Regions from separate parts of the Homo sapiens genome. Here region 1 is linked to region 2. Evidence: chromatin loops called from intact Hi-C (ENCODE). Cell type or tissue: Calu3. All regions are shown on one strand. Each heading gives the region's core, and the rest is flanking DNA. Links, peaks and the distances in the headings are about the cores only.

The links. Hi-C counts contacts between places; a loop is a spot of excess contacts. Peaks named below come from ENCODE experiments on the same cell type or tissue, not always from the same donor. Only the 100,000 strongest peaks of a DNase experiment are listed, where the experiment ranks them.
Region 1: a loop joins it to region 2, with 3 times the contacts of the local background. A loop is called at or near these places in 1 of 110 quality-filtered maps.

Annotation. Positions count from the first base shown.
Region 1 is chr18:57,437,951-57,442,335 of GRCh38, reverse strand. The region is part of intron 1 of ONECUT2 (one cut homeobox 2); the gene reads right to left. Among named protein-coding and RNA genes, the nearest start is that of ONECUT2, 4.8 kb to the right of the region's middle. RefSeq lists enhancers at 2,694-3,449, 4,206-4,385. In Calu3, for the core only: no CTCF peak of the experiment used is centred there; DNase peaks (open chromatin) are centred at 855, 1,295, 1,745, 2,495 and 1 weaker place.
Region 2 is chr18:57,085,597-57,089,981 of GRCh38, reverse strand. No RefSeq gene overlaps it. Among named protein-coding and RNA genes, the nearest start is that of LINC-ROR, 16 kb to the right of the region's middle. In Calu3, for the core only: no CTCF peak of the experiment used is centred there; a DNase peak (open chromatin) is centred at 1,771.

The DNA.
Region 1 (4,385 bases), core at 67-4,066, 350 kb before region 2:
CTGCTTTCCCTCCCGATTGATACCCGCTGTTGGAAAAGCTCAGCCTTCTTCAACAGGTGGGATTCATAATTTCAAAAAAAAAAAAAAAAAACCCAGAAGAATTAGTTCTCATCCTACTCCCACTTAGGTCCCTGATCTTTTATTTTTTTTCCATAAAATTCACCTTAGTGCTCCTTCTGGAAAAACAAGCCACCATTTGGCCAGGGGAGTGGTTGGCAGGGTGTGGTGGTGTCCCCCACAAGCGGGAAGGAAGAGCTTTAAAGTTCTTTCTTTTCCAGTCAATGCAGGTGTTCCACAGGACACCTCCTTACCCGCGATGGGCCAGTGACCCGGGCCTCGGCCCAGGACGTCCAGGGGGTGGGAAGGGGTGGGGCAGGGGTTCCCCAGTTTGCTTCTCTTACTTCCTGTCCCAGCCAAGGTAGGACACAAGATTCTCCCTGTTAGACCCGACCAGTCCAGCGCAGAGCCTGCTACTCGGAGGGATGAAGCTCAGGCTTTTGTTACTAGGGCCACGTTTAATTGTCCAACGAATGCACCTGCGTAAAAAGTCTGCGCGTGAGCCTTTTTAGTACGAGAACCGATGAGGATAGGAGGGGATCTGCGGCTGATTAAGCTCTGCCGTTAGCAGGCAGCTTTAGCCACGTCATTTTCAAACTTGGGCTTAGTCACCAGGGCCCAGTGGCAACGGCCAAGCACAGGATAGTTAGGAAGACTCGGGCACCGTTCAGCGCATTGGCTTCGCGGACCCAGCCGCCCAGGCGGATCGCCGGAAGCGCAAGTAGCGGTGTGTGCGCACAGGGGCGGGTGGTGCAGAGGTCGGGGGAGGGGGTGCAGAGGGCAGAGAGCCCCGCGAGAGGAGGAGAAAACCTCGGGGAAGTAAGGCGGGCTGGGGCCTCGCGGGGGAGGAGCTGCGGTCAGACGGGAGAACCCGCGCAGAGCTGGCGAAGCGGCACCGCTGGAAAACCGCGGGGCCGTGGCGCTGGTGAGCGCTCTGCTGGGAAGAGCGCGCCGTCGGGCTTACTGGAAACGCGCCGGATCAAGTTCCAGATCAATGAAATCTGGGTCCACACGTTTACGTTATTGTTGCCAGCATTAATGCTCTTTTAATCTTCTAAACATTATCAGCATCGATCTCCCTCCATATACACATTTGTTTGAGAAAGTGACATAACCACACAGTGGAAAGCCTGGAATAAAAATAAATGCCCAGCCTCTCGCATCGAGGGCGCCTGGCTGCCTGGGCTGCTTCTCCTGCTCGGGTTCACTCTCCTCCCTCGGGTCCCGCCTCCTCTGCCCGCTCCCGCCCACCCTGATGCGTGTTGGGAAGGTGTTCTCCCGGCACCCGGGACTTGACGAAGCACAGACTGCAGCGAACTTTTCAATTATTCATCCAAGCAGCTAGCAGGCAAACATATCGTCTGTTCCGTACTGGCACGGGTTGCGTTCAGCCTCTCCAGCTCTGATCCCTAACTAAACCGCCAGGAGAGGTGGGCTGAGTCGGGAGCCCTAGCAGCGAGAAACGAGGTGGGAGGTTGGGGGGTGGGCGCGAGACTCTGCGAAGGGGGTCCGTTTCCTCGGCTTGGGAGGTGCCCAGCGGCCCGTGTCACCCAAGGACGTCCCCGGCGCAGCGGGAGACAAGCACGCACGCGGTGCCCCTAGCAGGAGCCACTGCGCACTGCCCGGGCCGTGTCCCGCCGCTGCGGGCATCAGGTGGCCCAGGCGACATCATGGTGGGTTGGCTAAGGGCCCTCGGCCGCCTGAACAGAATTGGCTTCAGACTGGCCGCTGGGAGCTTGCTGCCAGGAGAGGGCCGTGCGTCGGACTACGGCGGGGACTGGAGACCAGCTCCGGGCAGGCCGCTGGGGGATCCGGGCTCACTGGAGGCGGAAACCTCTGCAGTAAATGTAGTCGGGCGCTCGGCTCGATTTTCGGGCGTCGGAAGAAAACATGCCTGCCACCGAGGCCTCGCTTTTCCTCAGTGGGATGCCCGTGCAAGTTCTAGCCTGGGTTCTCTCACTCCCTTCTTGTTTGTGCTTGGTTTAGAGGTCTCTGGGGCCCAACGCCCGAGAGTGTGTGCTCGAACCCGCAGAAATTTGTCTTGGCCGCCTCTTGTCAGGTTGCTGAAAACCGCCCTGCAAGGGCTGGTCTTGGGGAACCTCTGCGAAGGCCCGACCGGGCGGGGTTGCAACCACCTGCCACTTAGCCGCCCTTTCCGAACGAATCCGTGCATTTGGAGTCAATTTCTCTGAAATCTAACGTTGGGGCAATCTAAATTTCTCCGAAGTTTTCTCCCTTTTCCTTTCAAGTGCCACCCTTGGCTGTGACTACACCGGCAGGCTGGGCAGGAAGGACCTGCCTCTGTTGTGACCTCGCCTAAGGGTGAGCTTTGCCGGCGCTGGCCAAATCAGACCTCTTCATTCTGAGCCCCCTAAACCCCGGCCTGCTTGGCTGTTTGGCAGGACCCGGGGGCGGGGCCAAAATGAGAGAGAAAGGGAACCTATAACCTATGAGAGAAAGAGAAGAGGCAGGTTTGGCGGGAGGGGGGCAGGGACGGTGTCTTCCAGGCACCGGTCTGAGAGTCCGGCCGAGCCGCCTGCGGAGCGGCTGGGCTTGTTAAACCCCCGGGGCCCAACGGCGAGGGCCCTCTGCGGCGTACCGGCGGGGATTCCGATCGATACTCCGGGCGGAGAAAGCCTCCGCTTTTCTTCTCCATTTGCTCCTGTCCCCTAGCGCTCCGAGCACATAATACCTACTTACCAGTCCCAGCTTCTGCATCAGTGTCTGAAGAGACTGATCTACTGACCCCAAACTGAAAAGCCTCCTATGTAATAATAACCACTCAACACACTTGTAGTTGCTGATAAAATGGCCAGATAAAAAGGCTAAAGCTCTTGTCCCTTTTCAACCCAGGGTAATAAAACAGACACACATTTGAATGCTCGAGCAAAGCGGGGTCCTCAGCAGGCCTTTTCCACTCGCTGGAGGAGGCATTCTGTCTCCCACGAAGGCAGCTTCAGCGATCCTCTGCGGAAAATCTAGCAGCGTGGGCAGTGCTGTCCCGGGCCTGTCCCTGCAGACTTGCACCATGGGCGCGGGTGGGGCTGAGGACCCCCGGGATGCCACGCTTTCTCATCTCAGCAACGCTTGGGATCATTTTAAAAGCTGAAACTCGCTAATAGGCGAAGCATTACTTTCCTCATCACTTTCAGACCTATATGGGCAGAAGGCACGTGTTTTTTAAAAGCTGTGTTCTTTGCGCGACCGGCATGAGGGGGCGGCAGCGCTCTGAGATGAGCAGGAGAATAGCTGTCATCCTGCCTTTAACTGTACCCCTAAGACCAGCTGCCAAGTTCCTTCTGGTCCCCGGTGCCCAAGAAGCCGGCGGGTACTAAAACCCACCAGAGACAGCCTGGGACATTCGGGGGGATCTATGACAAAATGTTAAGAACTGTCAGCCAGTCTCCAGTTCATTTCCCGCCGCTATTATTATCGCTCTCTACTGGCTGCTTTATCTTGCCCCGAACCAACAGCAAATCAGAGAAAACTGTAGGAGAGGATGAAAAATAAACTAAAGGAGAAAGATTACATAAATTTCTAAATCCACTCAAAGTATCCGGAGTCCGCCGATTTGGGGGAGGCTCTTTGCAGGGAAACCTAGTTTTCTTTACCTTCTTAGATCAACACTGCGGGGCGATTACCGACTGGGAATAGGAATCCACCAGCAGACGGCAAAGGAAAATGCTGTCAAAGCGGAAACTCCCCCTCCCCAAGCCCGGGTGAACCTGCTGCCTGTCACATTCCCCAGCCCTGTCGGGCGTTGGTCGAGTGCACCCCACAAGCTGGGCTCAGCGGTGCGAGGAAAGCCCGGGGGATCGGGGGTGGAAACCTGAGCTCGCAGCTCCGGAAGCGAGCTGTGCGAGGCTGGCTCGGAACCGCGCGCATCCCAAGACCCGCGCTATGCAAATCATCGCCACCACGAATTGTTCCCCTAGACCGCCCGCCGATCCTGAAAGATACCCCCCTCCACCCGATCCATGGGAAGTCGCCCACCCTGGCTTGCCATAGGGTATAGTGTGTCCTTCCCAGCGGGGGACCTGGACATTTTGCCCCTCTGGGCCCGTGGCTTGCTCCTAGGGGCAGCGCAGTCGCCACGCACACCGCGCGGGGTCCGTGCGCACAAAAGCGCGCAACTGCGTGCCAGTCGCAGTAACTACTGCATCTTTCCCTCTAGCTCGCGCACCCGCCGCCCACACAGGAGGTTTCTGTGCTCCTAGAACAATAGAGGGCTGTACCTCGCAGCTTGGCCGCTAGAGGAGGCACAAAGAGCCGAGCCGGCTCCAGAACAATGTAACCCGCGCCTCTACCCGTCCCCTCCCGCGGGCCGC
Region 2 (4,385 bases), core at 200-4,199:
CCCAGGAAGCTGTGAGTAACAACACTGAAAACTCTTCCTGGTTCCCCCTTTCCATCTGCACTGGCCTCACCACACTCCACCCAAGGGAATGTGGTTTAAACAGTGACATCGAGTGTGTCATTCATCTGGGTCACCTTCTTCACCTTTGCCCCTTCCTTTCATGTCCTAATTTTTTATCATTAAGAAGCAGCACATTTCTGAAAAGGCAAACATAATCAACCTGGCTGCAAGACAGACTAGGAGAAGAGTGAAGGTGTGTTGGTTTGCGGACTTTGGGAAGCACAGTGATGGGGCAGGGGCAGGCAGGGAGACCACAAGCAGATGATCTGTGGGTCCCTAATGGACCAGTGGCCCTGTCCTGCATGCTGTGGTGAGGGATAAACCATCCATAAAACTGTTTCCTTGGCCAGGTGCAGTGGCTCACACCTGTAATCCCAGCACTTTGGGAGGCTGAGGTGGGTGGATCACTTGAGGTCAGGAGTTTGAGACCAGCCTGGCCAACATGGTGAAACCCCATCTCTACTAAAAATACAAAAATTAGCCAGGCATGGTGGTGCATGCCTGTAATCCCAGCTACTCGGGGGCCTGAGGAAGAAGAATCGCTTCAACTTGGGAGGCGGAGATTACAGTGAGCCAAGATCACGCCACTGCACTCCAACCTGGGCAACAGAGACAGACTCCATCTCAAAATGAACAAACAAACAAAAACTTTTCCTTGACATCGTGAGTGTTATCCAATGCTCTAGTCGTTTACCGTATGGACTAGCATCTTGCCTCTGTGCATACTCACAAAATTACATAACACATGCACCCGGTTCAGTAAACATCCTGTGATTAAAACCTGGAAGTCTGATATTGCAGAGCCACCTGCAGACATGCTTCTCAAACTCCAGTGCACTCTGAGTTCCCCAGGGATCTCACTGAAGTGCAGATTCAGAGTCAGCAGCTCTGGGGCGGATCTGATGAGATTCTGCACAGCACCCAAGCTCCCAGGTGATGCCAGGGCTGCTGGTCCAAGACCACACTTTGAAGAGTGAGGACTTGCCAACCTTCAAGACCCAGTGCATCAGAACCCAGGATCCTGGGAAGTCTTTTGGGTCTATTCCCCGTGAGCAGGGTGGTTCCAGCTCTGAGGAAAACTTTCCATCACCCCAGAGAGTCCTGTGGCCACTTGAACGTGAACGGGTCTGACCAGCTCCTTTTCTCCCTGTCCTCCACCCCAACAAAATAAGATGATGGAGACCTTGAGTGCTAGGCCCTGCTTCTTTTTTCTTTTCTTTTCTTTTTTTTTTGTTTTTTGTTTTTTGTTGTGTTTTGTTTTTTGTTTTTTGAGACAGAGTTTCACTCTGTCGCCCAGGCTGGAATGCAGTGGTGCAATCTCGACTCATTGCAACCTCTGCCTCCCGGATTCAAGAGATTCTCCTGCCTCACCCTCCTGAGTAGCTGGGACTAGAGGCACCTGCCACCATGCCTGGCTAATTTTTGTATTTTTCGTAGAGACGGGGTTTCACCAGGATGGTCTTTAGTAGAGTGGGGCTGGCCAGGCTGGTCTTGAACTCCTGACCCCAGGTGATCCCCCTGCTTCAGCCTCCCAAAGTGCTGGGATTACAGGTGTGAGCCACCACGTCCAGCCTAGGCCCTGTTTCTATGCGACCCTGCCACAGGGATATAGGGCCCCAACTTCTTCCCTTGTGCCCATCTAATGCTTCCTTTCCAGCCTGTCTCCTCAGCTTTCTCCCCCCGCGCCCCCAGCCCTGTGGTCTCCCTGACTGATTGGTTCACACACCCAGCCCCACCCTCACCACTAACACACCCAGTCCGGGAAGTGTGAATATTTCTAGACTGATGTCATTATCTCCCGAGAAGTTCATTCCCTGGAGGCTTCTACCTTCACCAGGGAAACGTTTAGTGAGGAGGCAGCTGAGGAAAGAAGGCATCTTTGCTTTTTAAAATCCAAGTAAAGAAAATGTTAGAAATGTATAAAGAATGCAAGTGAAGGACGAAGTGGCAAGGACTCCAAATCCCCCACAAAATGTCTGCATTTCTTTATTCCCTGAGACTCCTGGAAGTCATTTTCCATTTTTTACAGAGTTTAGAGCTAGTTATTATTATGCAAATCTGAGGTGTGCCAATTCGCCTCCACCCCACTGCCTGTGATGCTTGGTAGATTTGGAACACGGGATACAGAAAAGAATGTGTCTGGACTCTAAGAGAAGGATTGTCAGGTAGCTGTTAGTGTTTAAGGCAGGGGTCCCCAGCTATCCTCGTAGAATTATGATCACCCAATGGGTTCTTTTTGCCTGCTGTACAGATAAGCCCAATTCACTGAGACAGTATTAGTACAGTAGAGAAAGAGTTTAATTATTGCAAGGCAACTGACAGGAAGGATAGGAGTTATTACCCTAATCTATCTCCCCCAAAATTTGAAGTCTAGGGTTTTTTAAAGGACAATTTAGTAGGCAAGGAGCTAGGGAATGGGGAATGCTGATTGGTTGGGTTAGGAATGAAATCATCGGGAGTCAAATTGGCTTCTTGCTGTCTTCAGTTCCTGGATAGAATCACAAAACTAATTAAGCCAGTTTATCAGACTGTGTGATACCAGCAGGTCCATCAGAATGCAGGGTCTTAAAAATACCTTGAACACCAGTCTTAGGTTTTACAATAGTAATGTTATCGATAGGAGCCATTGGGGAGGTTAGAAATCTTGCAGCTTCTGTCTGCATGACTCCTGAGCCGTAATTTTAACCTAGTGACTAATTTGTTAATTTTACAAAGGTAATCTCAGTCCCCAAGCAAGGAGGGGGTAGTGTGGGAAAGGGTTATTATCATCTCTGCTTTAAGGTTAAACTATAAACTAAATTCCTCTTAATGTTAGCTTGGCTTATGCCCAGGAATGAACAAGGACAGCTGAGAGGATAGAAGCAAGATGGAGTCAGCTATGTCAGATTTCTCTTACTGTCCTCATTTTTCTATGTTAGATTTTCTTATTATGATAACTTTTGCCAAGATAGTTTCAGAATTGAGGGGCTAATGCCAACAAATATGAAATTCTCCTGGTTCACCGAGAAGGCTGTGGCTAAGAGGGCTTGGAAAAATGATTTAAAGAAGCATCTTCAGATAAACCCTGTTGAATTTACTCCATCCCACGTCCAATGAGCACTTTCTACAAGCTTTCTGATTCTCTCCCCTAGGAGATGGTCAATGCCTCAGGTGGCTGGATTTGATCTTGCGTTTCTGAAATTGTCCTCACAGGTTTAATAAGAATTACATGCCAGGTTCTGAAATATAGTTATAATTAAGCATTAATCAGGCCACATTTTGTGGCCCACTTCCTTGTAACCAAAAGTCACATCGCACTAAGGACTGACCATTTGCATCCGTATTGTTTCTATAGGTAGGATGAATTGCTTAAGATGTTCTTCAGAACCTGAATTCCCTGGAAAGGCTGATGCCAACCAGTTTGAAGACCCCAACAGAGGGACTGAATCAGCTTGAGAATGTAGTTTCTTTGTCACCCTGACCCATGATTTCACCCTGCATTCTTTGACCAATTCACAATTCTCACACCTTAGCCCATTTCAAAACCCTTAAAGTACCTAGCCCCAAACTCCTCAGGGAGGCAAATTTGAGGTTTCCTCTCATTAACCTACTATTAAAACACTTTTGTTGTTGTTGTTCAGAGTCTCGCTCTGTCACCCAGGCTAGAGTGCAGTGGCATGATCTTTGCCCAGTGCAACCTTTGCCTCCTGGGTTCAAGTGATTCTCCTGCCTTAGTCTCCCAAGTAGCTGGGACTACAGGTGCACACCACTACACCTGGCTAATTTTTTTCGTATTTTTAGTAGAGAAAGGGCTTTGCCATGTTCCCCAGGTTGGTCTCGAACTCCTGACCTCAATAATCTGCCTTCCTCGCCTCCCGAAGTGCCAGATTACAGGTGTGAGCCACCGCGCCCATCCTAAAACACTTTCTCTGCTGCAACCCTCGGTGTCAGTGTATTGACTTGCTATGCAACAGGCAATGTCCTATTATGGCCACATTTCCTATACTCCCTGCTGCAGTGGTTCTCAAACGTGGTCATAAGGCAGAGCTCCTGGTGTCAAAGTTTAATTGTAAGTAAAAACTTTTAAAAATTAATTCAGATACCCTAATCATCTAATCTCAAATTGCCACCCTACCATAATCACATTGCCCTATTTCAATTCTCCACAAAGAGCTTCACTGGCAGATATTTTTCGTGTTCATGTATGTGTGCATTTATTGTCTGCTTCACAGGCACACAGATTCTCTTTTTTATGTAACTCAGTTTTCTCTTCTTTGTCTTCGCTGCAACACAATCTCCACCCCTCCTCGCCAGCCCCCCAAGGCAGAGCTGTTGGAACCACATAT